Linked DNA regions of Homo sapiens: region 2 is linked to region 1. Evidence: read pairs that join two places in POLR2A ChIA-PET (ENCODE). Cell type or tissue: OCI-LY7. All regions are shown on one strand. Each heading gives the region's core, and the rest is flanking DNA. Links, peaks and the distances in the headings are about the cores only.

Evidence for each region. ChIA-PET counts read pairs that join two places held together with the same protein. Peaks named below come from ENCODE experiments on the same cell type or tissue, not always from the same donor. Only the 100,000 strongest peaks of a DNase experiment are listed, where the experiment ranks them.
Region 2: POLR2A ChIA-PET joins it to region 1 with 6 read pairs; 2 of 35 experiments call an interaction of 5 or more read pairs at or near these places.

Annotation. Positions count from the first base shown.
Region 1 is chr11:82,925,336-82,941,371 of GRCh38, reverse strand. DDIAS (DNA damage induced apoptosis suppressor) reads right to left here. Exons shown (of 6, transcript NM_145018.4): 4 at 12,434-12,595; 5 at 11,098-11,215; 6 at 6,713-9,640. The coding sequence ends at 7,037. Among named protein-coding and RNA genes, the nearest start is that of DDIAS, 32 kb to the right of the region's middle. In OCI-LY7, for the core only: no CTCF peak of the experiment used is centred there; no DNase peak of the experiment used is centred there; H3K27ac peaks cover 1,105 bases.
Region 2 is chr11:83,026,373-83,042,408 of GRCh38, reverse strand. The region is part of intron 1 of RAB30 (RAB30, member RAS oncogene family); the gene reads left to right. It overlaps SNORA70E (small nucleolar RNA, H/ACA box 70E), which reads left to right and starts at 811; the gene lies at 811-945. In OCI-LY7, for the core only: no CTCF peak of the experiment used is centred there; no DNase peak of the experiment used is centred there.

The DNA of each region.
Region 1 (16,036 bases), core at 6,873-9,372:
CATCAGTGATATTGGCCTGGAGTTTTATCTTTGTGTCCTTATCTGGTTTGGTATCAGCATAACACTGGCCTTGTAGAATGAATTTGGAAGTATTCCCTCTTCTTCAATTTTTATTTTTTGAAGAGTTTGAGTAGAATTTGTAGTTGTTCTTTTTAAAATGCTTGGTAGAATTCAGCAATGAAGCTCTTGGTTCTGGGCTTTTCTTTGATGGTAGACTTTTTATTACAGCTTTGATCTCACTACTTTTTATTGGTTTGTTGAGGTTTTCTATATTTTTCATGATTCAGTCTTGGTAGGTTGTATATGTCCAGGAATTTACCCATTTCTTCTTGGTTTTCCAGTTTGTTGGTGTGTAGTTGTTCATAATAGTCTGATTCTCTGTATTTCTGTGGTCTCTGTTGTCTTGTTTCTAATATTATTCGTCTGGTTCTTCTTTCTCTCTCTTTTTTGTTGTTAGTGATATGGCATGAATCTGTGTCCCCACCAAATCTCATGTTGAATTGTAATCTCCAGTATTGGAGGTAGGGACTGGTGGGAGGTGACTGGATCATGGGGGTGGATCTTTCATGAGTGGTTTACCACCATCCACTTGGTGCTGTTCTCGTGATGGTGAGTTATCATGAGATCTGGTTGTTTAAAAGTGTGTAGCACTCCTGCCCCCTACTCTTGCTCCTGCTCCCACCATGTTTGCCTTCTGCCTTAAGCAAAAGCTCCCTGAGGCCTCCCCAGAAGCAGATGCTGTCATGCTTCCTGTAAAGTCTGAGAACGGTGGGCCAATTAAGCCTCTTTTCTTACAGATTACCCAGGCTCACATATTTCTTTATAGCAGTGTGAGAATGGACTAATACAATTAGTCTAGCTAAAGGTTTGTTGGTTTTGTTTCTTTTCAAAAAACCATTTTTTTTTTCATTGATCTTTTGGGCTTTCTTTAAGTCTCAATTTCATTTATTTCTGCTCTGATCTTTATTATTTCTTTCCTTCTACTAATTTTAGGTTTGTTCTTGCTTTCCTAATTCCTTTAGGTACATCATTAAGTCATTTATTTGAATCTTTTGACTTTTTTTCATACAGGTGTTTATTGCTATAAACTTCTTAGTACTGCTTTTGCTATGTCCCATAGATTTTCATATATTGTATACCCACTTTCATTTGTATACCCACCATCATTTTAAGTTTCTTTTTTTTTGAGACGGAGTCTCACTCTATTGCCCAGGCTGGAGTGCAATGGCGTGATCTCGGCTCGCTGCAACCTCTGCCTCCCGGGTTCAAGCAATTCTCCTGCCTCAGCCTCCTGAGTAGCTGGGATTATAGGCATGCGCCACCACACCTGGCTAATTTTTGTATTTTCAATAGAGACAAGGTTTGACCATGTTGGCCAGGCTGGTCTTGAACTCCTGACCTCGTGATCTGCCCACCTTGGTCTCCCCAAGTGCTGGGATTACAGGCATGAACCACCGTGCCTGGCCTAAAATTTCTTTCTTAATTTCTTTATTGACCTGTTGGTTGTTCAGGAGAATGTTTAATTTCCATGGAAATTAATTTTGTAAAGTTTCTGAGGTTCCTTTTGATATTGATCTCTTGTTTTATTCCATTGTGGTGAGAAAAGATACTTAATATGGTTTTTACCTTTTTTTGAATTTGTTCAGACTTGTTTGGTGGCTTAAGACATGGTCTATTCTTGAGAGTGTTATGTGATGTTGAAAAGTATGTGTATTCTGCAGCACCTGGGTGAAATGTTCAGTATGTGTCAGATAGGCCTTATTAGGTGTTTTCCATCTAGATGATCTGTTCATTCCTGAGAATGGGGTATTAAAGTCCTCTACTATTATTTTTAGAGACAGTGTCTCACTCCGTTGCCTAGGCTGGAGTGCAGTGGTGTGGTAGCTCACAGTAACCGTGAACTCCAGTAGTGGCTCATTGTAACCATGAACTCCTGGGCTCAAGTGATCCTCCTACCTAAGCCTCCCAAGAAGCTGGGGCTACAGGTGCACACCACCATGCCCAGCTAACTTTTACAATTTTTTGTGGAGATGGGGTCTTCTTTTTTGGAGATGGGGTTTTGGAGATGGGGTTGACCAGGTTGGTCATGAACTCCTGGCTTCAGGTGATCCTCTACTTCAGCCTCCCAAAGCACTGAGATTGTAGGCATAAGCCACTGTGCCCAGCCCCTTACTATTATTGCATTACTGTTTATCTTTCCTTTAGCTCTATTAATGTTTGCTTTACATACTTGAAAGTTCTGATGTTGGGTGCATAGATATTTTTAAAGGTTATACCCTCTTGCTGAATTGACCTATTCATCATTATGTAGTGATTTTTTTTGGTCTCTTTTAACGTTCCTTGATTTGTCTTCTATTTTATCTAAGTATAGCTACTCTTGTTCTTTTTTTGGCTTTCAGTTGCATGGAATATCTTTTTCCGCCCATTCACTTTTAATCTACATATGTCTTTATAGGTGAAGTGGGTTTCCTGTAGTTAGCCCTTGTTTCTCTATCCATTCAGACACTCTATAAGAGGCACCATCATTGGGCTGAGCATGGCAGCTCAACCCTGTAATCCCGGCATGTTGGGAGGTTGAGGTGGGAGGATTACTTGAGCCCAGTAGTTCGAGAGCAGCCTGGACAACACAGGGAGACTCTGTCTTCCACAAAATATTTAAAAAATTGGCCAGGAAAGGTGGCTCATGCCTGTAATTTCAGCATTTTGGGTGGCCGAGGCAGGCAGATCACTTGAGCTCAGGAGTTCGAGACCAGCCTGGGCAACACAGCAAGACTCTGTCTCTACAAATAATAATAAAAAAAATTAGCTGGGCATGGTGGTGCACGCTTGTAGTCCCAGCTACTCAAGAGGCTGAGGTGGGAAGATTGCTTGAGCCCGGGAGGTGGAGGTTGCAGTAAGCCAGGACTGTGCCACTGCACTCCAGCCTGGATAACAGAGTGAGATCCTGCCAAAACACAAAAAACAAAACAAAAAAAGGCACTATCTTTTTAAAACAGGCAAATAAGGAGGCACAAAAGGACAATAAGGAGGGATGATAAGAAAGTACCTCTGAGGCCTGGGTGAGAGGGGATCCTGTCACAGCCCTCTACGCTTCAGGGAGACTAAGGCTTTGGAATGCCTTCCTCAAGTTTCCTTCTAAATTCTCCTCTAGCGCCTGGTAGAAGTCCACCCTGAGCCTGGACCTGGTCCCACGTGGGAGCTAGTTGCCAGAAGTGCCTCCCTCGAAATTTTCTAAGTCTCACTTTTGTGCTTGTGACAGTGCCATTTATCCCATTTGAGGTATTCTCCAACCCTCTACATCATGTTTGGTGTGTACCAAATGTCCTGAGGAGCTTGGGACTTGCGCCTATGAAATCAAACCTGGGTCATTCCCATTGGCTGAGGCAATAGTGCTTTCATAAAATAGTACAAGATTGGGCTGCCAGAATGGTGCTGACATATTTTTAGGTGACTCTCAAATTCATTTAGGTGACTCTCACAAGTTCAGGGTTGTGGCTACCAAAGGTCACCACTGGTCCTTGGGATTGAGTTCTGTGTGTAGGCCTGTGCATTGGCTCTCCCTGGTCTGTGAGGGTAGTGGCAGCTGTTATTTACCCTGTCTGCCTCCAGCCACTGACACCAGGAAGGTCACCCTTCCCCCTTCTGCAGGCCATGCCTATCTTCTCTGAGGCCTTTTAAGACTGTTGGTCCACAATGCCAGTGGGCACTTCCAATCAATGTCCTCTCATTTCCAGTTGATAGTGACACTGTGATTTCCAGATTAGGCGTTAAGCCATGCTGATGGAGGAATAGATATTCTTTGCACAAATGGAACCGCTCTTGTTGCTCCAACCACAGAGCAAGGATAGGCTCTTGCCTATCCTTCCAGGGTGCAGCCAACATTGAAAGAGATCACAGTATAGGAGTGCAGTAATTGCAGCCTAAAATGTTCAAAAGACTGCATGGTTGGGAAGCAATATTTAGTACAAATGGTAAATAGGACCAAAAAATGGATTATTATTTATTTTCCTGCACACTCTGGGTAGGACTTGCTTTTCGGTAGTCACCAGCAAAGTATAGTAACAACCTTTGAGAGATCATTGGAAACCAGTATTCACAGTAGCACAACGGATGCTGCATCACAGAGGAACTAGCATTAAACAAATGACATTAGGTAACTGCTAAGGCAAGATCTATATAGCTCAACAAAAACAGTTTCTGAAGTCATGACATTGTAAATACTAACAGCATCGTTACTCTTTTATCACAGAGGGAGGTATGAAATTAGCCAGGAATAGAACATCTGACAAAAAGAACACAGACTATTTCCTAGTCCCAAAGACTAGGAAACAGTCTAGAAAGAATTAAGAATCTTTGTATGAAATGATTGGACAATAAATATGCACCAGTTTTTTTGAGACAGGGTCGCCCAGGCTGGAATGCAGTGGCGCAATCTCAGTTCACTGCAAGCTGCACCTCTTGGGTGCACCTTAGCCTCCCAAGTAGCTGGGACTACAGGCGTGTGCCACCACACCTGGCTAATTTTTTGTAGAGATGAGGTTTTGCCATGTTGCCCAGGCTGGTCTTGAATTCCTAGACTCAAGCAAGCCTCCTGCCTCGGCCTCCCAAAGTGCTGGGATTACAGGCATAAGCTACCAGACGTGGCTTGTTTTTCTTTCCATAGGAAAAATAAAAATTCTTGAGTCTGTAGTGATAGAAGGAAAAGCAAACTAATTTACCACCACTGACTCTTTACTCTTAAAAAGGAAAAATAAAGTATATTTAACATCGAGATCCGGTGGGCAACATTTTAACCAAGCAATCTAACTTAGCATTACTAATAGTGGAACAACTTGATATTGTGTCTCCTCATGTGTTACAACATAAAGTACACAACATGAGCCATGGAATATCCCTGCCAAAACCTGAATCACATCTAGTCTTTAGGCCTAATTTTCAGGAAATGTGGGGACTGGGGTGGGGTAGAGAAACAATGTACTGATAGTATAAGGAAGCAAACATACCAGTCGAGAATGTGGGACATTCTACAGAACAGTGGTTTGAGGTTTTTTTTCCATAAAGTTACTATTATGTGAAATAAGAGGTGAGGTTCTAGAAAAAGAGACAAGCAAACACTATGGATGAACCTTGATGAAATTCTGGTTAAATAACAATTATAATTTGGGGACAAGTAGAAAAATTTGATTATGGGCTGAATATTAGATATTGGGGATTACTGTTATCTTTCCTTGGTGTGATAATGATACTGTGGCTATGTAGAGAGAAGCCTTTAAGAAAATTTGCACTGAAGAATTTAGGGGTGAAATGTCCTGTCTGCAGCTTACCTTTAAATGGTTTAGCAAAGCAAAACTGTATCTATTTAGACACACAGAAACCAAACACACACACACAAAGGCAAAATGTTTAAAATGATTGAATCTAAATGGTATGTACAGATACCGTATCATTCCGTATCATTGTGCTATTCTTTCAACTTTTTTTTTTTGAGACAGAGCCTCACTCTGTTGCCCAGGCTGGAGTGCAGTGGCAAGATCTTGACTCACTGCAACCTCCGCCTCCCAGGTTCAAGTGATTCTCGTGTCTCAGCCTCCTGAGTAGCTGGGATTACAGGCATGCATCACCATGCCTGGCTAATTTTTGTATTTTTAGTAGAGACAGGGTTTCACCGTGTTGGCCAGGCTGATCTCGAACTACTGACCTTAGGTGATTTGCCCACCTCGGCCTCCCAAAGTGTTGGGATTACAGGCATGAGCCACTGCGTCCGGCCGCTTTCAACTTTTCTGTTTGCAAATTTTCAAAATAAAAAATTGTGGAGAGGGAGAGACACAGTAGGGCAAGAAGGTGAAAATATAGGGGGAATATTTGGTATAAGACCTCAAAGATGGGTGTAATAGATCAATAGTCTAAATGGAAAGATTAGCACTTAGATGGTATTTTCTGAGACTAGAGGAAAGCAGCTGTGGGTGAGTACAGATAGACATGTGGGTAGGTATGGGTGCGAGAAGTTGAGAAAATATCAAGTGATCTCAATATTGTCCATGAAGTAGGAGGCAAGGAGAGTAGCAGTTGCTTTGTGGCATGAAGAAAGTATTGTTTTGGAATGGTTGCTGTGGGGAATGGCAAAGGAACCTGGCCAGGTATATGTGAAAGATTTCACAGGGTGCAGCAGAGCTGCTGCTAAGACTTGAGTGTCTGAAAATTGCTTTTCATTTTTGTTCCTGTTAGCACCCCAAGCTTACCTCCTATCATAGAACCTACCAGATTCTAATTACCTGATTATTCCAATAGCTCATGAGTTTGAGGGAAGGAGCTTGATTTTTATCTTCAGTTTCCAGCACTAAGCACGGCCCTTGGCATGTAGAGTAGGCATTCAGTGTATACGTATTAAATAAAATAGCAACAGTTTCACATACAACTTCTAAATAGCTTTTTTTCTTAAAACGTTTCTTCTTACCCTCAGCTCACTGATGAGTTAGCTGCTTTTCTTCCATGCTCTCATAGCAACGTAAATGTTTGTCATGCCCATTACAAACCCATATCATTGCATCTTCTGCACTGTATTGAAGTTACCTGTTTATCTGTCTTATCCAGCAGACTAACATATTTTAAGATCAGTGATCTTGTAGCTTTCTATCCCAAACTCAGCACACTCATTGGCCTATAATATAGCTGGCATTTTCTGGTCTGAGCTGAACAATTAAAAAAGACTAAGTTTTGGTTTGCAAAGTCTTTATTTCTGGATGTATATGTGATTTTAACAAACATTAATACTTTCAAAAACAATCTTAACAATATTATTAAAGTACAATAAACAGTATAAGATAAAGTGCTCAACTACCTAATCATAGTATTCTAGATAAAACCCTGGGGAAAACAATGGCTTTATATTTTAAAAGGCACAGTAGCTCCCAGCAGAGTCCTGTTTTCAATTTGCTTCTCTCCAAGTGTTCAAAATGTAAAGAATGCTTTCCGTACCCCTGAAGGCAAACATTTCCAAACAGATTTAAAAGTTCAGGAATTGGGTTCAGGTGACTTTTTATGAAAACAATTCAGGTGACCAAGCACTTCGAGTTTCACACACTGAAGGTGGGCCTTTTTCTGAAAATGGAAGGCAACATTTGACTTCTGAACAAGAATCAGGTCCAAGAATAGGGTGCAGCTGAGGTGCTGCTAAGACTTGAATGTCTGGACATTTGGAAATCCAGCCTGAACTTTTACAGTTATATTTATGAGTTTTCTTTTTCGTAACAACTGCTGCAAGCATATTCTTTAATTTCTTCTTAATTAAACCTTTATTGGTTCCTTGTCTAATATGTTTCAGTTTCTTTCTTGGTAACTCTTGTTGATCAGGGAAATGATAGGCAGCAAGGCATTTCCCTAGACCTATGCCTTGGAATCCAAGCATATCTGAAGGAAATATTTTTTGTGTGGTAGGAGGGACCCATTCATCACTATCAGTTTCATGGCACTCAGCAAAAGGGTAGTGATTGAAAACGTCTGGTTGTGAAACACCAGATACAATAGGGCTTCTGATTTTCTGGCTAGGTGTTTTTATATTTTTTGGACAGCTTGGGCTGGCTTGCTGTTTGTCATTTTCAGGGAAAATCCTTATTTTTTCATAGTTACCATCAAGATCTGAATAAAATACAGGTTTTTTGAAAGCTCTGTTTATCCCATGAATTCTTGTTTGGTGGAACCCTGAAATTGGAGTTGACTGTGAACATGGAACAAAGTCTTGACTATTTTCAAAATTATATTCTGAATCTGATTGAAAATGAGGTGTTGGAGAGCATGTTCTTGAATGCCTAGAGTCAGATAGGCTTTGCAAGGATAATTTTTGTGAAGGCTGGATGAAGTCTTCAGAAAGTGATCTCAGTGAAAAATCAGACTCTGAAGGGTGACTTTCTGCCAAAGATGTTCCCCATTTTAACAAAATATCCTGTGATTTTTTGGTAATCTCAGTTGCAATGTCCATTTCTTTAGCAATATCATCAAAGAGATCAGCAGAGGCATCATAGCTACCTTCATAACCAATAGAATAGCTCTGTGTTACGTTGTTATTGATATGTCCCCAAGGCATTTCTTTCAATGTATTTGTACTTCTATTTGGACTATTGCAAAGAGTTTCTAAAGGATATGTAAGTTTCCTGCAAATTGTAAAACTGTCATCTTGGTTCTTGGACCACCTACAATATTGTTTATTTTCTAATTTGCAAAGATCAGAGACATCATTATACTTCCTATAACACAGAGTTGTCAACTTTTCATTCATTTCTGAAACTGATATTTCTCCACATCCATTCAAATATTTGTTATTTAGACTAGAATGGTCACTCTCCCTGTGTGGTGAGATTCTGATAGTCTTCTTAAGAGTAACTATTGTTTCTAAATCTTTTGAAGATGAAGACAGAGCTGACAGGTAAGGATTCGGTAAAAAATATTCTGACATATCTCTTCCATTATGATTTACAGAGACAGCCTCTACTTTGTTATCTGGTTGTGACTCCTTTTCAACACTAGGACTTAGATTTCCTTTACAGTTGAAAAGGAAGTCATCTTTGCTACAGTTTGCTTTGACTATTACTTGTGATGATCTTAAAGCTATAGGTGGTGTATGCAGGGCTCCAGTAGTTCTCTGGGGAGTCACAGATAACCTGCTGTGGTCTGCATGAAATTTATCAATGTCATTATCTACATGATGTTTCCTACTACTGACATCTGCCTGGGTTACAGCAATCTCACTTTCAAGAACTGCCAGAAACTTGTTCAGGCTTTCAGAGAATGGCAGATCATCCCAAATTTGAGGGTCACCATCCTGGGAACTGCTGGCTGTCTCTTCAAGTCTGAGTAACGAAGGTGGACAACATGCAGATCTCTTCTGAAGGCTAGTTGGGGTATCTATACCATGATGCTGAAAACATGGTAGCTCATGCTGGGACCTATTTTTAATTTCCACTGCACTGTGGAAGGATTTTGTATTACTTGACTCAAGGGGCTCTCGCATTTCCAAAGAGAATAAATTAGAGTCATTAACTCCAATTTCATGATGACTGCTGTGAACTGCACTCAGCTCCTTAGCTTGTAAGCCAAGTTCTTTACCCAACTTTTCTGCTGTACTCTTTTTATCCATATATGAAACAAGGCTCCATGAATCCTGAATGGGATCATGGCAGCTACTGGAACCAGTGGCCTCTGCAATGGAGATGGACTTTCTGTTCTGCTGAAGAGTACCAAAGGCCTTACTTTGTTCTGAAGCTGAAAAATCATCATTATCTGTTAGTTGTGAAACAATGCAAGTGAATTCAAGTGATGGCTGCCAGAATTTTGAAAAAGTATCCTTGCTGCAGGACTTGAAAAAATCAGAAGTGCTGTCAGAAGTATATATGCTGCTGAGATCACTATTTGAGTGATCTAAAGCAAGTAAGTGATTGTTAGGTGCCTGAGAGTCACACTGAAGTTTCCTGAAATTAAAAGTCTGCAAAAGTTGATGGAAGTAGTCAATGACAGTAAAGCCTGCAATACCTGGGTCTGGTAGAACAATCTGGCAAGCCACTAGTGCTTTGGCTTTTCTTTTGTGGTCAGAGCATTGCTGTAAGAAGTTACTGGCATCTGAACCTTGTCCAGGTTGGTTTTCAAAATTCTGTGAAAGAAGCAAAGAAATTTAAGTAAGAATAAAATTGTCTTCCATTTACTTAAACATGAAACAGAAATTTAGCCAGGCACAGTGGCTCATGCCTGTAATCCCAGCACTTTGAGAGGCCGAGGCAGGCAGATCACTTGAGCCTCAAGAGTTTGAGACCAGACTGGGCAACATGGTAAAACCTCTCCTCTAAAAAAAATACCCCCACAAAAATTAGCTGGGCATGGTGGCGTGTGCCTGTAGTCTCAGCTACTCAGGAGGCTGGGGTGGGAGATCACCAGAGCCTAGGGAGGTCAAGGCTGCAGTGAGCCATGATCTTGGTACTGCAGTCCAGCCTGGGTGACAGAGTGAGATTCTGTCTCAAAAATAAAATAAAATAAACAGATTTAAAAGGTTAAAACAGATACAACTATTACCTCCATCCCCCAATTCCAATTTCGATTCTGTTAGTTTTATAGGCAAAGTAGCATATGTAAGAGAATATAAACCTTAGAGTAAAGAGCTTGTTTAAACTGATTTGAAGAAATCCTAGTTCCCGCATTTATTAATAGTGTTGAGACTTTGGACAATTTATTTAACCTGAGTCTTCTCCTTTATAAAATAAAAATAAAAATAAAAATGCAGGATTACTGTTTAGTAATAAAATGGAAAACTGCACAGTGCTTAGAAAATAGCAGTGGCTCAATAAATGGCAACTATCATAGTTCTCTTTAGCTAAGGAAAGAGAGGAGGGGAGGGGAGGGGAAAAAGGGGAGGAGGAAAAAGAAGAGAGGAGAGAAAAGGACTGTCTACGATTTTAACAAGTAAAGCTCTGTAGCCGTTGATTCTACCTTCCCTTTGGATTTTTCTCACTCTTCTGTTGTGGAGTCCTCTTTTAAAACCCTGATTCCAGTGTGGAAAAAAATGTCTCTTTGTTCCCTTTAGCATAGATGAGACAGAAAACTATTACTCCTTCAAAGTCAAAGGAGTAACTTCTTTTTTTTTTAACTTCTTCTACAGTCACTTTTATATTTAAGACCATCTTTCTTAATCTAGTTTTAGTATTCTTATCAATACTCAAGATACTTTGCCTTCAGTGTTCCATTATTCTCTTTTATAGAAGACAGAATTAAAAAGCTAGAGAATTGGTGGAAGTTTTACTATAGAATTTGAACAAAATCCGGAGGGCAAAATAAATACTAAATACCAAAAACAAATATCTAACATTTCTAAATATATAATAAATTTATATTTTTAAGCTCTGAAAGCATTTGAAGTAGGCTCCCCTGACTTTCGAAAGAGGAAGTTGTCACACATGGTGTTTTAACAGACCACCTATAGGCTATTTTTACATAGTTTAAAGTGTTTCTACAGGCCTTCACATGTACAGAACTCCTAACAACTATTTAGAAAATTCACATAATTCATTACAATGGAAATGTTAACAGATTATTAAAAAGAAAGCTAGTCTCAATTACCGTCACTCCAAAAATAAAGCTTTGTCCAACAAAGCAAGTTTCAACTGCTTTAGTTAATAGATTCTGAGTTGTATCATTGTCCAGTGTTTCTGGAATTTTATTAGGATCCTGAATGTACCTTGATTGGAAAAAAAGTAAAAAATGTGAAGCAATGAACTTTGAAATTTTACTTGCCATAAAGTCAGAGACACAATTAATTTGAAAATGCAGCATGAACCTTTTATAGAGGAAAAAAAGTGACTTTAAGAGCCAGGCAGTTTGTTCTCTCTAGTTTCTCATAGCACAGAAAAATCAACAAAACCAATTGATCAAGTGGGAGTAAAGTAGTTACCTGCCTAACCATCAGGCCCGGCAATGATTATAAGGAAAAATAAAAGTGGCAGTGGGAATAGTGGTGGCATCTCTAGCTCTTCACTTGAAAGCAGGAAAAAGTCATCCCTTTTCTCTGATAAGCCTGGTTGTGGTCCCTTTATTGTCTCAAGCACAAAAATGTGGACATAGATTTCTTGCATGTGATTAGGGGAGGAGGGCAGAAGACTGAGGGGGAAGAAAAGCTTTTTTTTTTTTTTTTGAGACAGAGTCTCGCTCTGTCTCCCAGGCTGGAGTGCAGTGGTGCAATCTTGGCTCACTACAAGCTCTGCCTCCTGGGTTCATGCCATTCTCCTGCCTCAGCCTCCCGGCGTAGCTGGGACTACAGGCGCCCACCACCATGCCCAGCTAATTTTTTGTATTTTTAGTAGAGATGGGGTTTCACCGTGTTAGCCAGGATGGTCTCCATCTCCTGACCTTGTGATCCGCCCGCCTCGGCCTCCCAAAGCGCTGGGATTACAGGCGTGAGCTACCGCGCCCGGCCAAGAAAAGCTTTAATTGCTTATTCTTATATTCTCAGGACAATGTCGTAAAAGGTCAAACTATGCAAATTAAATTGCAATACAGATAAAAAATAAAATTTCAATTTCTGAAATGCAAATATTCCCTCAAATAGATTCTTCTGCCTCAGGGGAACCTAACTGTTTCAATGCTAACCTCAATTTGGATAATTCTTCAATTTGAAATGATGTTACTTTCTTAGCCTCTATTTCTGTAACTTGGATTAGAGATTTATAACTTAATATTCTAATTACAGATTAATTACCCTAAATAAAAGGAGACTGTTTTAATATCATCATAATATGTATTCAGGAAATAAACATCTTTCTTACTTGCTTGTCTTTTAAAGGAATTGACAATCTGGGGTTGAATGATTATCTTTCTACAAAAATGCATATTGCCTTATAAACTTGTATCTTCAAATTCTAAGGGCAGTCAGGAAAAAGGATGTTTTAAGTATTCTTACCTGTGCAAACCAGTGGCAGTAAGACCAAAAAATGTATCTAAGCAACTTCCAAATACAGTAATAACAAACAATTTGTTTGATTCTGCAACTTTTAAGGAAAGTTTGTATCTGTAATTGGCATTTCCAGATTCACCAGTAGAGCCACATTTTGGACAATTAGACCTAGAAAAGTGGTGGAAAAAAGTGTGGAGATGTTCATTAAATGTTTTTCATATGATGAAAAATCCAGAACAGTAAAAATTTAAAATAACATTTTGTGTATAAATGCTCCTACACAACTCAAATTCTTCTTAAACTCTTTCAGATCAACTTATTTTAAATTTCTCTAGTCAGAATAGTTAGCGTTACTGATTTAAATTAAACAGCCCCAAGTTGATAGAAATACATACCAAATTGATGGAAAACTAAAGGAGAACTGTGCATGAAAGAGAGGACGAAAAGGCCGGGCGCGGTGGTTCACACCTGTAATCCCAGCACTTTGGGAGGCCGAGGCGGGTGGGTCACCAGGTCAGGAGATTGAGACCATCCTAGCTAACACGGTAAAACCCTGTCTCTACTAAAAATACATAAAAATTAGATGGGTGTGGTGATGGGCACCTGTAATCCCAGCTACTTGGGAGGCTGAGGCAGCAGAATGATGTGAACCCGGGAGGTGGATCTTGCAGTCAGCCAAGATCGCACCACTGCACTACAGCCTGGGGGGCAGAGTGACATTCCGTCTCAAAAAAAAAAAAAAAAAAAAAAAAAAAAAAAAAAAAAAAGAGGACAAAAAATAATCTCAAAATATTTAATACCTATTTATACACAAAGCACTTAATTGCATTTTTCTCACCATAATGAAAATTACTTTCTTTAATTCATTAGACTATGTTGATAACTTATCAGATTATAAAATTTGATATGAAAACCATGCAATTTAACTTGTTTTTTTAAGACAGTATGTAATGGTGGCTAAAGGCTTTCTAGTCAAAAAGTACACATCTACATGGCAGTGTAACTCTATTGCCATGTACTCATTGTCTGACAGTTACTAAATTCTTGAGTTCCTCATCTATGAAGTCCAGGGCTGAAGAAGGATTAAAATAGACAAATAAAGGGTCTAGTGCAAATACTGTGAAATTAGTGTTAGTCTGCTTCTCCCTCATAATTATATCAAGTATTGTGATAATTACTGTCACTTGTACTGTTAACTTCTCTTCTAGTTTGCAATGTATTATAACTCTGATTTCTATCTTTCAGGTTCTTAATGTCCACCCCTCAGTTAGGTTAACTTTATTTAACAGACAGAATAGTTTAAAAAATTTTTTTGAAATACAACAAGCACCTAAAAACATTTTATGGTAATGGCTAATACTAGAATTTTGTTTTTTCTTCAGATTGCTAAAGATCTTAAAAAAGAGTGGCAAAAGGCAAACAGAAAGCAAGGTGAAAGATGGTTGTATAAATTTGATTGTTGCCAGATGGCCACTAGGGGGAGTCTAAAATCTGTAGCTCTGAAAGTGACTCACCTTTATTAGATCTGTGCTGTTATTCTTCTGCCATACTGAGGATAGATCTATACCAACCCATTCATATAATCCTATACAAATCTGCTAGAGTTTGTGCTGTAGGTTAGCCATAGAATGAATTAAAGGTAATTGACTCACTAGGGGATAAAACTCCATTAGTACCAAACTCTAGGGAAATGAACTGTTTAAAATATATATTGGAATTTCTTTAAAGGCTATGCAATAATGCATACAGGTTTAATGTAAAATTCCTAGCAAAACTTAGACTAATATGCATTAGCATTCAGTTTACAAATGTTTTCAACATACATTATTTCATTTTTATAGGTAAAATTTACAAATGGGGAAATTAGTTTGAATTTTTATCTGAGATGACAAAGTTGGTAAATATATGACCCAAACCCAAGACTGTGAACTCGTATCATGAAGTTCTGATATTATGATATGATAACAGTGGGACCAAATGGTTAAAATAAAGAACTGCTTGCAATGACAGTATCAATAATAGCCTCAAAAAACTATGTCTATTAGTGTTCATGCATTTACATATTAAACTATATATATTTTTATAAAGTACATATGTATAATGAAGATATTTATTTATATAGTTTTCTTTAATCCTTTTAGGAACGATGCTGGATTAAAATAAATGTTAGTGTGGTGTAATACAGATTAGAGCTTCTCAAACATTAATATGTATACAAATCATCCAGAGATCTTGTTAAAATGAAGATTCTGATTCAGGAAGTCTGGGATGAGGCCCAAGATCCTGCATTTTTAATAAGCTCCCAGGTAATACTGATGCAGATGTACCTTAGGCCATACTTTGAGAAACAAGGATATAGACAACATATTCACATCACCGTCCCGATTTAACTTCTAGAGGCACCCATATTTCTAAAATGTCATTTGTTACAGAATAGCAGTTTTCAAACTTTTTGGTTTCACACTCCTTTAATACTCTTAAAAAATTATTGAGAATATCAAAGAGTTTTGTTTATGTGAATAGTATCTATTTTTTTTATTCAAAAATATTTACTTGGGCCAGGCGTGATGGCTCACACCTGTAATCCCAGCACTTTGGGAGGCTGTGGCGGGCAGACCACTCAAGCTCAGGAGTTCGAGTCCAGCCTGGGAAACATGGCAAAACTGTGTCTCTACAAAAAATACAAAAATTAACGAACGTGGTGGCATGCGCCTGTAGTCCCAGCTACTTAGGAAGCTGAGATGGGAGGATTGCTTGAGCTCAGGCGGCAGAGGTTGTGGTGAGCTGAGATTGTGCCATTGAACTCCAGTCTGGAGGTGACAGAGCCAGACCCTGTCTCAAAAAAAAAAAAAAAAATTACTTGCCAAAGATTGAATATATTCAAGGTATACAACATGGTGATTTGAAATACGTCTACACTGTATAATGATTACCATAGTCAAAATTTTTTTTTTTTTTTGAGACAGTGTCTCGCTATTGGCCAGGCTGGAGTGCAGTGGTGCAATCTTGGCTCACTGCAACCTCCACCTCTTGGGTTCAGGCGATTCTCCTGCCTCAGCCTCCCGATTAGCTGGGACTACAGGTGCCCGCCACCACACCCAGCTAATTTTTTGTATTTTTAGTAGAGGCAGGGTTTCACCGTGTTAGCCAGGATGGTCTCGATCTCCTGACCTCATGATCCGCCCACCTCGGCCTCCCAAAGTGCTGGGATTACAGGTGTGAGCCACCGCACCTGGCTACCATAGTCGAATTATTTAACACATCATCCATTACCACTCAAGCTGTACATTAGATCCATAGAACTTGTTTATCTTATATCTGTCTATATTTCTTTTTTGGTTTGTTTTCAGACAGGGTCTCATTCTGCTGCCCAGGCTGGAGGACAGTGGTGCTATCATAGCTTACTGTAACTTCAAACTCCTGGGCTCAAGAGATCCTCCTGCCTCAGCCTTCTGAGTAGCTGGGACCACAGGCACATGCCACCATATGTGGCTAATTTTAAATTTTTTTGTAGAGATGGGGGTCTCACTGTGTTGCCCTGACTAGGCTTGAACTCTTAGGCTTAAGTGATTCTCTTGTTTCGGCCTCCCAGAGTGTTGGGATTACAGG
Region 2 (16,036 bases), core at 8,171-10,670, 100 kb before region 1:
ATTTTTTGTATTTTTTTTAGTAGAGATGGGGTTTCACCGTATTGCCCAGGCTGGTCTTGAACTCCTGAGCTCAGGCAATCCACCCACCTTGGCCTCCCAAAGTGCTAGGATTACAGGCATGAGCCACTGCAACTGGCCTAGATTTGTTTTAAGTCTCGACATTTGGTGTTAGCATCCTTCCAATCACATCAACATATATTCATTAGATACCTATTGTATATCTAGTCTGATTTAGTGCTATGGGGATCTAAAAGAATGGTAAGGCGTGTTCCCTGCCTGAAGGAATATATAGTTTTCTTGAGTTACTCTTTAAAAACTGAACAAATAGTAGAGGAGTGGTGATTCTAAGTTAAAAACTAATTTTTTTTTTTTTTTTTTTGAGACAGAGTCTCACTCTGTTGCCCAGGCTGGAGTGCAGTGGTCACTGCAACCTCCACCTCCCGGGTTCAAGCGATTCTCCTGCCTCAGCCTCCTGAGTAGCTGAGATTACAGGCATGTGCCACCACACCTGTCTAATTTTTGTATTTTTACTAGAGACAGTGTTTCACCATGTTGGCCAGGCTGGTCTCACACTTCTAGCCTCAAGTGAAATCTACCCAGCTCAGCCTCCTAAAGTGCTGGGATTATAGGCATGAGCCACTGCACATGGCCTAGGTTAAAAACTTTTTAAAAAAAGTTTTAAAGTTAAAAAGTTTATAAAAACTTTTTTTTTTTTTAGCTTAATAAAGTTCACAAACTGAACACATCAGGGTAACCAGTATCCAGATTAAGAAACAGAACGTAACCAACATCTCAGTAAGACTGATTTTTCTGCAACCAATTAAGCCGACCTAGTTCCTTTCCTCTTTGGGGCCTGGTGTTCAATAGCTGCAAACAGCAGCTTCCTTGGTAGTGTATGCAGCCTGTTTCTTGTATGGGTTGCTCTAAAGGACCTTGGAGACAGCCCTTTCTAATATATGTTTATGTCTCTGACCTTGTACTGTCCCCAGTGTAGGCTCCAGACAGTGGAGGTGCCTTTGGAAAGCCTCAAGGAGCCTTGATCAGGGTTCATACTGGCCAAGTTGTCTTGTCTATCCACATCAAGCTATAGAACCAGGAGCATGTGATTGAGGCCCTCCACAGGGCCAAGTTCAAGTTCCCTGGTCACCAGAAGATCCACATCTGAAAGAAGTGGGGCGTTTCAAAGTTCGATGCAGATGATTTTTTTTTTTTTGAGACAGAGTTTCACTCTGTCTCCCAGGCTGGAGTACAGTGGTGTGATCTCAGCTCACTGCAACCTCCACCTCCTGGGTTCAAGCAATACTCCTGCCTCAGCCTCCTGAGTAGCTGGGACTACAGGCACATGCAACCACGCCCAGCTAATTTTTGTATTTTTTTGGTAGAGATGCGGTTTCACCATGCTGGCCAGGGTCGTCTCAAACTCCTGGCGTCAAGTCATTTGCCCACTTTGGCCTCCCAAAGTACTGGGATTACAGGTGTGAGCCACCGTGCCCAGCCAGTGCAGATGAATTTGAAGACGTGGTGGCTCTGGTATGAGAAGTGGCTCATCCCAGATGGCTGTGGGGTCAAATACATCTCCAGTCTGGGCAAGTGGCAGGCCCTGCATTCACGAAGGCTTCCACTGTGCTGCTCCCTCCTAATGCCCACCAATAAATCCTACTTCCTGTCCAGAAAAAGAAGATTCTGATTTTTAACTGTATAGAACTTACATCCAAATGGTGGTTGTCCTTTTCAATGCCAAGTTAGGAGTGATCCAAGAAAATCAATATTATTTTAAGTTCAAAATAGTGTTATTCAATTTTTTTTTTTTTTTTTTGAGACAGAGTTTCGCTCTTGTTGCCCAGGCTGGAGTGCCAATGGCACACTCTCGGCTCACTGCAACCTCCGCCTCCCAGGTTCAAGCAATTCTCCTGCCTCAGCCTCCTGAGTAGCTGGAATTACAGGTGTCCACCGCCACACCCAGCTAATTTTGTATTTTTAGTAGAGATGGGCTTTCTCCATGTTGGTCAGGCTAGTCTCGAACTCCTGACCTCATCAGGTGATCCACCCAACTCGGCCTCCCAAAGTGCTGGGATTACAGGCCCGAGCCACTGCACCCAGCCCAAAATAGTGTTATTCAATGTGATCACTCTCTGTACTGTATTCAAGGTTGATTCAGAGTAACTTTTCACCATGTCCATTTGTCAAAATCTCTTTTCTTTCATTTCTGTCTTAGAGCAGAAGGTGACTTATTTCCCAAGGGTAGCCTTTCACTTGTGTGTTGTATCCTATTCCCTCTTGACGTGCTGGAGTCTGGTCCTCCTGTTTCTTTCTTACATCTTCTCCATGTATCTTCTGTCTTCAACTTTTCCTTTTCTTTTGGCTCCTGCTCCTCACCTTATACTCTTATTAACAGTCTTGCTGCTTCTCCTCATCAGACTACTTACTTTTCTTACCCTTTCCCTCCTTTTACTGCCAAACTTTTTAAAAGACTGCCTCCTCTTCCTCTTTAACCCATTCATCCAGTTGCCCTTTGAAACTTGGTTTCTTTCCCCACAGTTCCAGAGAAGTCCATTGACAAACTCCTACTTATTAAGTCGGCCATTTTTTCAGCCTTTTTTCTTTTTGATTTCTGCTTCCTGTGGAAGTCTTACTCATCTTTTCTTTGAGACCGCCTCCTTTCTCAGCTTCCATTGTTGTGTGCTCTTGGTTATCTGCCTACTGCTCAGAGCTCTCCTCTAAGAGTTTTGACTTCCCCAAGAATTTTGACTTCCCCAGGCTGGAGTACAGTGGCGTGATCTCGGCTAGCTGAAGCCTCAACATTCCAGGCTCAAGTGATCCTCCCACCTCAGCCTCCCAAGTAGCTGGGAACACAGACACACGCCACCACAGCCGACTAATTTTTGTATTTTTTGAAGAGATGGAGTTTTGCCATGTTGCCCAGGCTGGTCTCAAACTCCTGAGCTCAAGTTATCTGCCTGCCTTGGCATCCCAATGTGCTGGGACTATAGTCAGGAGCCACTGCGCTTAGCTGAGAATGGCATTTCTTAGGACTTTTTATCATGGACTAAGTGTTGTTATGTTGGCAGTTTATTTGGAGTTTGAAGATTGTGGTGTTAATGGCAAACTCTCAATTAAATTGATGGACATTTTCTGTAACCCTAGCTTCTTGATGATGTGCCTAGCAGGAACTCAAGAAATATTCATTGGAATCATTCATTCATTCAGTTATTTATTTATATATTCAATAAATATTTACTAAATGACTAGTTGGTAAAATGAATTGTTTGTTAATTCAACAGTAGGTAACTTTCTTTCAAATTATCTAAATATGGTTTTCTTTGTCTTTTTCTTTCAACTTTGTCGAAGTTTGTTTTTTCCTAATTTGTGCAATTACTAATTATATGACTCTTGGATAAGTTACTTTACCTTTAGAAATCAATTTTCTGATTTTTACAATGGAATAACAATAGTGGCTACTTTCTGGGTTGTTGTAAGGATTGGATTTTTTTAAATGCACATAGCACATGCCTAGCATATAGTTATGGATCTGTAGTAATAGATGTTAGCTATTTTTCTTCTTCTTCTTTTTTTTTTTTATTTTTTTTGAGATGGAGTTTCTCTCTTGTCTCCCAGGCTGGAATGCAGTGGTGCGATCTTGGCTCACTGCAAACTCTGCCTCCCAGGTTCAAGTGATTCTCCTGCCTTAGCCTCTCAAGTAGCTGGGATTATAGGCGCCCACCACCATGCCTGGCTAATTTTTGTATTTTTAGTAGAGACAGGGTTTCACCGTGTTGGCCAGGCTGGTCTTGATCTCCCGACCTCAGGTGATCTGCCTGCCTTGGCCTCCCAAAGTGCTGGGATTACAGGTGTGCGCCACTGCACCCAGCCTCATTATTTTTCTTAATAGAATGTATCAGGCATAAGGCTTTGGTCCTCACAGTAAACATCTTGAGGTAGGCATTGCTTTCCCCCTATTTCAAAGAAATAAACTGAGATTCAGAGGATTTAAATAATTTGCCAGAGGACACAGCGCTAATCAATTGCAGATATGGGATATCCAGTTCCATAGCATATGCCTTTCACCTACACCAAAAAGCCTTTCAGCATCTTGTTTGACACTTAGAAATGAACTAGGAGTCACTTTATAGTGACTAAAATTAGCTAACGTTGATCTCATTTGCCTTCTGAGAGGTAGGACATACCAAGGGAGTTCTGCCCTGTTGGAGAAACTCCAGTCCTGAAGGTTAGATTAATTAAGATTTTATCTTAAAACCACAGAATTCCAGAGTTTAGAAGGATTTTATGTAGCATTTTCCCTATTCAATTACTGAATTCTCTCTCTAACCCTCCAGTCAAGGAGTCATCTGTTTTTTTCTTTAACCCTTCCAATGACAGAGAAGTCATCATTCACCCTCTCCCACTCCCAAGGCAGCTTATTTCACTCTGACCACGAGACAGCCTTCCTTATGTCAGACTGAATTCCTTTCCTGTCTGTCTTCCGCACGTTGGTCCCAGTTTGGCAGTGATGGCCACATGAAGTAAGTGGAACCCCTGTTTCCTAAGGCATCCTTTCAGATTCTTGCACTTTACTCTCTATCATAACCCCCAAACACTTTATCTTCACCAGAGTAGCAGCTTCAGGCCTTTAATTCCTAGCTTCCCCTTGAACAAACACAACTGGGGTCCACTTTTTTTTTCTTCTTAGTGTGATATAGTTGGCTATCTCACGAGCATTTTGCTTCTCCTCCAGTCTCTCTTAATACGTGGTACCACTCTCTACCCAGTTGTTCAAGCTAGAAACCCAGGAGTTTGTTCCCTTCACCATTCACATACCATTCATCAGCAAGTATTTTCATTATTTTTTAAAAAATTCATTCGGCTGGGTCCAGTGGCTCACACCTGTAATCCCAGCACTTTGGGAGGCCGAGGTGAGTGGATCACGTGAGGTCAGGAGTTCAAGACCAGTCCGGCCAACATGGCGAAACCCTGTCTCTACTAAAAATACAAAAATTAGCCAGGCATGGTGGTGGGCGCCTGTAATCCCAGCTACTAGGGAGGCTGAGGCAGGAGAATTGCTTGAACCCTGGAGGCAGAGGTTGCAGTGAGCCGAGATCACACCACTGTAGTCCAGCCTGGGTGACAGAATAAGACTTTGTCTCAAAAAAAAAATTCGTTTGTCTTTTTATTTTTTAAAATTGTAATTAAATTTCAAAGTTTTTATTTATTTATTTTTTAAAAAAACACTTAGTATCACCTCAAGTATTTTCTTTGTTATTCCCAAATATAAAATCCTCTCCCCTACCATTATCTTGGTCCAGGCCACCATTATCTCTCCCCTATTCTTAAGTCTTGCCCACTCCCTACACTCACTTCTCCACACAGCAACCAGAATTATCTCTTTAAAGCGCAAGTCAGATTACACTATTTCCCTGATTAAAACTCTTCTTTGATCTCCCATTGCCCTTTGGACAAAATTCAAAGTGTTTTCCATGGTCAACGAGGCCCTGTGTCATCTCAACCGTTCTTTTTTCCCTGTTGCTCACCCAGCCTTGGTCCCTGTTCTCCTTTATGTTCCTTGGACACGCCAAGCCTTTTCTGGTAGCTAACCCTTGCACTTCTTGTATCTATTGCCTGCGCTCTTTTCCTAGCTTTGCAAATGCCTGGCTTATTCTCATCTTTCAGGTCTCAGCTCACATCTCACTTTCTCAGAGAGGCCTGATCCCATCAGTCCTCTGAGGCCTCATCTCATCATTCTGTAATTATCTATCTGCATTGTCATCTATCCTCATGAGAACAGTAGTTCTTTGGTAACTGGACCTACCTTATGTTAACAGTTGTATCCTCTGTAGGTGTCACAGTAGCTGGCTCATAGAAAGTGCTCAATAACTATCTGAGGAATAAATGAATGGACTCATAATTGACTGAAAGGGTGTTGAAGTTGTATTAAAAATGAATTTGAGGCCAGGCCTGGTGGCTCATGCCTGTAATCCCAGCACTTTGGGAGGCCGAGGCAGGAAGATCACTTGAGGTCAGGAGTTCGAGACCAGCTCTGGCCAACATAATAAAACCTTGTCTCCATTAAAAATACAAAAATTAGCTGGGCATGGTGGTGCCTGCCTGTATTCCCAACTACTGTGGAGGCTGAAGCAGGAGAATTGTGTGAACCTGGGAGGTGGAGGTTGCAGTGAGCCAAGATCGTGCCACTGCACTCCAGCCTGGGAGGTGGAGTGAGACTCCATCTCAAAAAAAAAAAAAAAAGAATTTGAACCTGAGCTTTGCCACTTCCTGTGTGACTTTGGGCAAATTATGCTATCTTTCTGGGCTTTAGTTGCCTCATCTGTATAATAGCAGTTCTATCTACCTTACAGAATGTTGTGCGGGTCAGTTAAGATATTGGCTGTGAATGTACCCACCACAGTACCTGATACATATTAAGTATTCAGTCCACCACCAGTCAAAGCCTGGCACTTAATTCTGAACATGCATAGAAGAGTTCTATCAAGTTTCAGCCTCATTAATGGAACTGTTTGTGTGTTGTGCCTGTGTGTGTGTGATCCATAAGATGCCTGTGACTTCCCGCAAGTAACACTTGCCTGGCTGGAAAGACAGTTCTAACCCAGGGTGTCAGCTGTTGCACTGAGTGATACTCGATCTGATTACCCAGGGGTGCCAAGCACAGAGCCTTCACTGGAGAGCTGAACACAGACCCTAAAATTAAATTATCAAACCTAACATCGTGTGGCCCAGTCTGGTTGTCAAGATAGATGCTGTGTCTAGACAGTCATCTCCCTTGGGAAATCACAGTTGCTTAAAAAGGAGGCACGTGGTCTCCTGTTAAGAATACAAAACAGGCCTGTGAGCTGTTGAGGAAGAGGTTGCTGCTTGAGGTTGCATGGGCCTATGGAGCAGGGCCTGGGGAAAGAAGCTGTCTGCTTCTATACTCATGTGAGTCTCTGGATCATGGTGGTGGCCTTCTCCTTCACTCATGTCGGGACAACTGAGTCCATGGTGCATGGGAAGGTAGAGACATAGCTATCACCTTCCCCAGAGCCAGTGATACTGTGCCTCCACTGAAGATTGCTGGGAGGAATTGAAAGGCAAGTCTGGAATATGCATTACCTGCTGGGGAGGGGAGCAGAAATCTTGCTGCAACTTGCGTGCTTGGCATGATGATCTAGGTGGCTCCCTTCTGAATGCTGTTAGGATGAGTGTTTTAAGGTGAGCACTCTAGAATTAGGTAGACCTGGGTTCCAATCCTGGTGATGCAGTGACCTTGATCAAATTATTGAATGTCTGAGCCATAGTTTGCTCATTATTAAATGGAGGTAATAATGACCTGTATCTTATCTAGTTGCTGTGAGGATTAGATGATACGGTGCATGTAAAAATATTAGCTTAGTGCCTGGCACATAGCCAGTGGTCAATAAATGATCATTCTTTTTATTAGTCAGGATTTTGAGTTTAGTATTTCTTTTCCTTTCTTTTCTTTTTATTTTTTTCTGCTCTCTGTGAACAAAAAGTTTGATACTTCTGATGAGCCTCACCCACACTGAACTTTCAGTCTTGCTTCCCCTCTTGCTAACTGTGTTCCTTGGACAAGTTATGGAACCTCTCTGAGTCAATGTTCTTATCTGTTACCTGCAGTTTACAGTTCCCATCTCACAGTGAGGATGAAATGAGATCAGAGCACCTGATACATAGTAAGTGCTCAAAATACTTATTTCCTCCCACCTTGGTTCTGGAGTATCTGAAATACGGCCCCTTTAAGCTTGTTAAGATTCCTCACTAGCCTTGTATGCAGCTGTGGGCAGAGAGCTTTGGCAGAAGGAAAGACTTTTTGTTTTTTTTTAAATGACTGTTTCATAATCTGTTGGCTCAAATCTGCTGCTGCCACACCCTGTGCCTCTCAGGGTCCCTGGGTCCTGTTGCAGTTATCATATGCCTCACCTTTAACCTAAATGACTCTGCGAAGTGGCTGCTATGGAAGGATTTACTGAGTGCAAAATGGATTTTCTTCCCTGCTCTTTGGGGCAAAGCTGGCTCAGAGATTCTTAGCTGCAGGGGGAGGGGCTGGCAGGCCTGAACCGCAGTTGGACTTAGCAGCCAGGGGTTTTCTGGTTTTCATTAAAATTCTCTGGCTGTCTTTTGGGATAGCTCCATTGGATATGACTGTGCACTGGAGCCGGTTGTGCTGTTCTCTCAGCTGTACACACCCATCAAATCACAGTGCCCCTGAGGACGAGAGAAAATTGAAGGTAGGCAATAGCCTGGCTGAGGGCTCTTGCTCAGCAATCTTTGTGGTAAGTGGCCTCCGTTTATAACTGCAGAGCTTGAGTTTTGCAGTCTTAAATACAGATGGGGAGGCAGACATGGCTGAGCTGGGAATGGGTTGCAGAGAGAATCCTGTTACAGCTTGCTTTTGAGGATGGACTTGCTCTTGAGGACAGATGGAGGTTTCCTGGCAGCTGTCGAGGTCCCCAAGTGTTACATTAATGAAAATGGCCTGATCTGATTATTCTTTTTTGTTTTTGTTTGTTTGGTTTTTTTTTCATTTGATCTGATCATTCTTTGGAGGTACTTGATACCCTCATATGCCCAAGGGGCTTGAGGTTGGGTGATGCAGTTTTCTGAGGGTGACATGCTGAATTAAAGAGGATTGAGATTTTTATTTATTTATTATTGTTTTCTTAATTCCCAGTGTGGTAGCAGAGGATTCAGTTTTGAATGTTAATTTCTGGTGGCTGAAGGAATCTCACTTGAGACTGAAACTTGAGCCTGCAAACCTAGGTTCAAATCATAACTCTGTTATTAACTTGCCTTATGACCTTGGGCAAGTTACTTTCCTGGATTTCAGCTTCACAGTGTGGTTGTAGGGATTAAGTGAGATAAATTATGTAAAGCTCTTGGCATATCGAGTGTTCTCAACAAATGGGAGATGTTATTAGAAATTGGCCTAAATTTGACCTGTCACTCTAGCTTGCCAAGATATATTTTAATTCTGTAATATAAAACATTTGTTCCACATCCCTCCCAGCTTTGTGTCATTTAAGAACTTGAGGCAGGCCGGGCTCAGTGGCTGACACCTGTAATCCCAGCACTTTGGGAAGCCAAGGTGAGCAGATCACCTGAGGTCAGGAGTTCGAGACCAGCCTGACCAACATGGTGAAACCCCCGTCTCTACTAAAAATACAAAAATTAGCTGGGTGTGGTAGCATGTGCCTGTAATCCTAGCTACTCCGGAGGCTGAGGCAGGAGAATCACTTGAACCCGGAAAGCAGAGGTTGTAGTGAGCTGAGGTCATGCCGTTGCATTCCAGCCTGAGTGACAGAGCAAGACTCTGTCTCAAAAAAAAAAAAAAAAAAAAAAAAAAAGAATTTGAGGCAAACATGTTCCCTAGGGCAAGCTGAAACTCCTCTCCCTGGAAAAATACATCAAAACCATATTATTATGTTCCCCAGTGAGATGCTTAAGATGTCGGGTATTTCATATCTAGGTAACTTAGAAAAAATGGATTTTTCCTATCATTCTTGATAGATAGATTATGAGAAAGTCATTTTAATTAATATTGGGTATAAATGTTCCCTGATGTTACTCCCAAGAGAGCATGATTAAGGTTCCTATTTACCTTTAGAGTACACTCTTTTTCCATTCTTTTCTCCTTTTACTCTACTCTTCAAACCCTGTGTTCTAGCTATGGTGGACTGCTTACATAAAAATAATTAATGCGAAACATACAATGCATATGAAAGAATGTTTTAAATACATATTTACAGTTTAAAGAAGAACATAAAAATTGTGACCAGATGCAGTAGCACATGTTTGCAATTCCAGCTACTCAGGTGGCTGAGGTTGGAGGATTTCTTGAGGCCAGGAGTTCAAGACCAGCCTGGGCAAAATAGTGAGATGCTGTCTCAAAAAATAAAAGAAAGAAAATTGTGAATTTGCCATCCAATTTATCAGATGGAACATTATTTGTATCCTAGAAGCTGTTTGTCTACTCTCTGCCCTGAAATCATACCCCCTTTCCTCCTCACCAGACATAATGATTATCCTGACTTTTGTGTTCATCGTTCTCTTACTTTTCTGTACAGTTTAACCACCTGTGTTTGTATTACTAAAACAAATGTTGTTTTTTAAAAAACCAAGAAGCAAGCACAAACCTAGCAAGCTTTGTTACTGTTAGATCTAAACTCTGGGTCATAATATAGCTTTAGATTCCCAGGGGGTTTAAAAGGCTCTAATGGGGAAGTCAGTGGGCAAGGATGTGAGTGAGTCCTAGGAAATAAGGATCACTACTATTGAGACATCTGATAGGGTTGTAGTGTGGGCACACACTGGACATATGGAATATGGTCACAAAGAGTGGACGGCTCTGTCTTTTCTACTTCCAGTCTTTCTTTGGCGTCCTTTCAGCTCTCAAGGGGTAGGTCAAAGCAAAACTCTTCTGTAGGATGAAGTGAACGTCACCAACTAACCCAAACAAATAGTGTGGAGATGAGCAGGTGCTTCATCAGCACATGGTCAAGACAAATAGAGGCAGAAAAGAACCTCGACTAAGTTTACCTATGCATTTTTTGTCAGGTTAAAAAGAGAATATGCAGGCCAGGCCTGGTGGCTCACACTTGTAATCCCAGCACTTTGGGAGGCCAAGGCAGGCGGATCACCTGAAGTTGGGAGTTCGAGACCAGTCTGACCAACATGGAGAAACCCCATCTCTCCTAAAAATACAAAATTAGCCAGGTATGATGGCACATGCCTATAATCCCAGCTACTCTGGAGGCTGAGGCAGGAGAATCGCTTGAACCCGGGAAACGGAGGTTGCGGTGTGCCGAGATTGCACCATTGCACTCCAGCCTGGCCAAGAAGAGCAAAACTCCATCTCAAAAAAAAAAAAGAAAAAAAAAGAATACGCAGAACCACTTACGGAATATTCTTACCCAAATGTTGACTCCTAAAATCTCATCAAGTCTCTAGAGCTAACTTTAATATATTGGAAAGATGGGGGAAAGGATGACAAGTGGAATTACACTCTAAGGAAACAAACAGAGAAATTTAGAATGTAGAACATTCTGTCAGACAACTGACTTGGCTTCCGCAACAAGTCAATGACATGAAAAAAATAATAAAGTGACTTAAGAATTATAACCAGATGTCATGTGTGAACCTTGTTTTTATTCGGATAGTCTATGTGTTAGTTTGCTAGGCCTGCCATAACAAAATACCACACACTGGGTGGCTTAAGCAACAGAAATTAGTATTTTCACAGTTCTGGAGGCTAGGAGTCCAAGATCAAGGTGCTGGCAGGATTGGTTTCCTCTGAGGCCTCTCTCCTTGGCTTGCAGATGGCTGCCCTCTTTCCACCTCCTTGCATGGTCATTTCTCTATATATGCACACTCCCAGTGTCCTGCTACGTGTCCTATTCTCCTCTTTCTATAAGGACACCAGTTAGATTGGATTAGGGCCCACCCTAACAATCTCATTTTAACTTAATTACCTCTTTAATGGCTCTATCTCCAAATACATGAACAGTCACATTCTAAGGTACTGGGAATTAGGGCTTCAACATATGTATGAACTTGTGGGGGGACATAATTTAGTTTAATTGCAAAGAGACTTTTTTTTTTTTTTTGAGGTGGAGTCTTGCTGTGTTGCCCAGGCTGAAGTGCAATGGCACGATCTCAGCTCACTGCAACCTCTGCCTCCCGGGTTCAAGCAATTCTCCTGCCTCAGCCTCCTGAGTAGCTGGGATTACAGGTGCGTGCCACCATGCCTAGCTAACTTTTGTTTTTTAGTGGAGATGGGGTTTCACCATGTTGGCCAGGCTAGTTTCGAACTCCTAGCCTCAGGTGTTCTGCCCACTTCGGCCTCCTAAAGTGCTGGGATTATAGGGGTGAGCTACCACACGCAGCCAAAAAAAGACTTTTTTTTGAGACAGGGTCTTGCTTTGTTTCTCAGGCTGGAGTACAGTGGCATGAACACGGCTCAACATAGCCTTGACCTCCTGAGATCAAGCAGTCCTCCCACCTCAGGCTCCCAAGAAGCTGGGACTACAGGCATATACCACCACACCCAACTAATTTTTTTTTTTTTTTGAAGAGATGCGGTCTCACCATGTTACCCAGGCTGCTCTTGAACTCCTGGTCTCAAGCGATCCTCCTGCTTTGGCCTCCCAAAATGCTGGGATTATAAGCATGAGCCACCACACCTGGCATTGAAAAGACATTAAAAAAATTTTTTTAAATGGCTTTTGGGTTATAAGTGGTTTTTGGTTACATGGATAAATTCTACAGTGGTGAATTCTGAGATTTTAGTGCACCTGTCAACCAAACAGTGTACACCCTACTCAGTATGTAGTCTTTTATCCCTCACTCCCCTTGCCCACTCCTTCCCCAGGTCACAAATTTCATTATATTGCTCTGTATTGTTTTTGTGTCCTCACAGCTTAGTTCCCACTTAAGTAAGAAAACAAGGTATCTGGTTTTCCATTCCTGAGTTACTTCACTTAGAATAATGGCTTCCAGCTCAATCCAAGTTGCTGCAAAAGACATTATTCTATTCCTTTTTATGGCTGAGTAGTATTCTATGGTGGATATATACCACATTTTCTTTATCCACTCATTGGTTGATGGGCACTTAGGTCGGTTCCATATCTTTGCAATTGTGAATTGTGCTGCTACAAGTATGCATGTAGATGTGTGTAAAAAGAAATTTTTGAGATGATATCAAGGAATTACTGTTACTTTTATTCAGGTGTGATAATAATAGTATAATGTAAGAAGATGAATAATATAGAGATGAGTTCTGAGGTACATAGGAATAAAATGATATGATGTAGAATTTGTTTAAAAATATTTAAACAGCCTGGATGCTAAGGTTCATACCTGTAATCCCAGCACTTTGGGAGACTGAGGCAGGTGGTTTGCTGCATCCCAGAGGTTGAGGCTGCAGTGAGCCATGATGACACCACTGCACTCCAGCCTGGGCAACAGAGCGAGACCCTGTCTCAAAATAATAATAATAATAATAATAAAATATTTAAGCAAAGAAAAAAATAGGGGGGGAAAGGGATAGATTAAGTTAACGTGTCAAAATCTTGGTAAGTGTTGAACTTTGGTAATGGGTGTTGGGGGGTCTGCTTTTATGTATATTTGAAAACTTTATAATCATATATTTAAAATATTTGAACACAACACAAAAGAGGGTTTAATGGCAGTGGGGTTGTTGGTGATGGCTGTCTTCAATGTGTCTGTCTCTTGAGTTATACTTCTTTATTCTGGTTGGCTACTTCCTGTGGTAGTCATGTTGGCGTCCTCTGTTGCTTGTCTTTGGACTAGATCTCTTGATGTTTCTTTTATACCACTTAGTGAAGGACATCCTCCAGGAGCTTTTTTTTGTTTGTTTTTGAGAAAGGGTCTCACTCAGTTGCCCAGGCTGGAGTGCAGTGAAGTGAAACAGCTCATTGTAGCCTCGAACTCTTGGGCTCAAGTGATCCTCTCAAGTACCTGGGACCACAGGTGCATGCCACCATGCCTGGCTAACTTTTTCACTTTTTGTGGAGATAGGGTCTCGCCATGTTGGTCAGGCTGCTCCCAAACTGCTGCGCTTAAGCAATCTTGCTGTCTTAGCCTCCCAAAGTAGGAGCTTCTTATAAAACGGTGCATGGAATATGAATTTCTGGGTCTTGTATACTTTAAAGTATCTTTCTTCTATTCTCGTGCTTTATTGGTAGTTTATTTGGGTATTGCACTCTAAGTTGAAAATCATTTTCCTTCAGATTTTAAAGGCATTGCTTTATTGTCTTTTTATTGTTGCTGTAGAGAAGTTGGAAGGGTTCTGATTTCTGATTCTTTATATATAACCTATTTGTCTTTCCCTCCTCTCTGACAGTTTGTAAAATCTTCTCTTTGTCTGCAGTTTTCTGAAGTTTCACAGTGTGCTTCGTGTGCTGGGCCCTTTCAACCTGGCAACCTGCATCCTTCAGTTCTCTGAAATTTTATTGAATATATTGTTATGATTTTTCTTTTTTCTGCTCTTTCCTGGGAATTTCTCTTATTTGGATATAGGACCCCTCCTGTACTGGACCTTTAGAATATTCTTAACTTCTCTCTGCTGTTTCCATATCTTTGTCTTTTGATTTTATTCTTTAGAAGATTTCGATTTTATCATTCAATCCTTTTATTGAAGATTTAAAAAAAGTCTGCTATTATGTTGTCAATGTCTAAGAGCTCTTTTTGTTCTCTATGTTTCCTTTATATAGCATCCTATTTTTGTTTCATGGATGTAGTTTTATTTCATTTTTGTGAGAATATTAATGGTATTTCCGCCCTTGCATATTATCTGTTTCCTTCAAGTCACTTTTTTTTGTGTTTGCCATGGTCTGTATCTTTATTAGAGGCTTTCCCAAGATGTCACTCTAAAATGTGATCCTTGGCTGTGTTGCTCCTGATTAAGAGGGGGAGGAAAAAAGCTGTCAAGACCTTGACATTATGCTAAGTGAAAGAAGTCACTCACAAAAGACCACAGAGTGTAGGATTTCATTTATATGAAATGGCCAGAATGGACAAATCTATACAGACAAAAAAATAGATTAGTAGTTACTTGCGGCTGGGGAGTGGGGGGAATGCAGAGTGACTACTAATGTGTGTAGGATTTTCATTGGGGGAATGGAAAATGTTCTAAAATTGATTGTGGTGATGGTTGTACAACTCTGTAAATATGCTAAAAACCATTGAAATGTACATTTTATTTTTTTTCATTTAGTTCCTAGAGAAAATTGCATATTTTAAAAGGGTGAATTATATGGTATGTGACATAAAGCTTTTTTTAAAAAGTACTGTCAGGAAACTCTGAATACAGAATGGAGATAATTAGCTCTGAGCCTCACGGTACGGTGATCTGGATGGGCTGTTTGTTGGGCTCCCCTGATGTTACCATCTTCAGGTTTTCCCTTGGGTACATTCACCAGCAAAGAGTCTTTCACTCTTCTTCGGATGGTGGGGTTCTATCTGACTATGTTTTGGTACTCGGGAGAAGAAACATGGGAACCTTTGCACTCTACCTTCTGTAGACATAGTGCCTTATCTGTGATATGTTTCCCCCTCATCCACGCTGGATACTGCCAGGCCAAAGACACTCTTACTTTTTTTTTATGGGGAATGCTAAAGATTTACAAAAGTAGGGAGGGCAATACAGTGAATTCCCATGTACCCATCATTCAGGTTCACTAGTTTTCACTTGATGGATATTTTAGTTTGCTTTGTATCCCGCAATCCCCTTCCTCAGATTATTTCAAGCAAATGCTGGATATTTCTGTTTTGTGCTCCCCAGAGACAGGCCTTTGGAGTTTTGTTAATGAGGAGGGGGAATCTAGGTATCTAACTCCTTGAGTAGCCTTCTCTCTTGTGTTCTTTATTCTAGCATCCTATACGCCTGCTCTAGGAGTACAAGGTACTGTCAGTTCCTGTGTTTTTTAAGGATTCTGTGGTTTAAATCAGCTGAATTCCACATTTTCTGAGTATGCTAAGTCAATTACTACTTGTTCATCTGCTTCCCAAGCTTCCAAAATTTGACACCATTGTCTTATCTTCTCTGTACTTATAAGGTTTTTTTTAATAAAAATAAAGCACTTTACTGAATTTTTGTGGGGTTTTTGGAATAAGTGAAATTAGATGCAGTAGTTCAGTGTGACACCTTCTCCAGATTGGCTGCTCTTTTTTTTCTTTTCAATCTTGCCCTATCCTATTGTTAGTCCATTTTTGCATTACTACAAAGAAATACTTGAAGCTGGGAAAATTATAAAGAAAGGAAATCTAACTGGCTCACAGTTTTACAGGCTTTACAGGAAGCATGGTGCTGGCCTCTGCTTCTGGTGAGACCTCAGAAAGCTTACAGTCATGACAGAAGGTGACCGGGAGCCAGAATGTTACATGTGAGAGTGGAAACAAGAGAGAGTGAGGACAGAGGTGCCGTACTCTTAACCAGATCTCACATGAACTACCGGAGCCAGAATTCACTCATCACCAAGGGGATGGTGCTAACCATTCATGATGGATC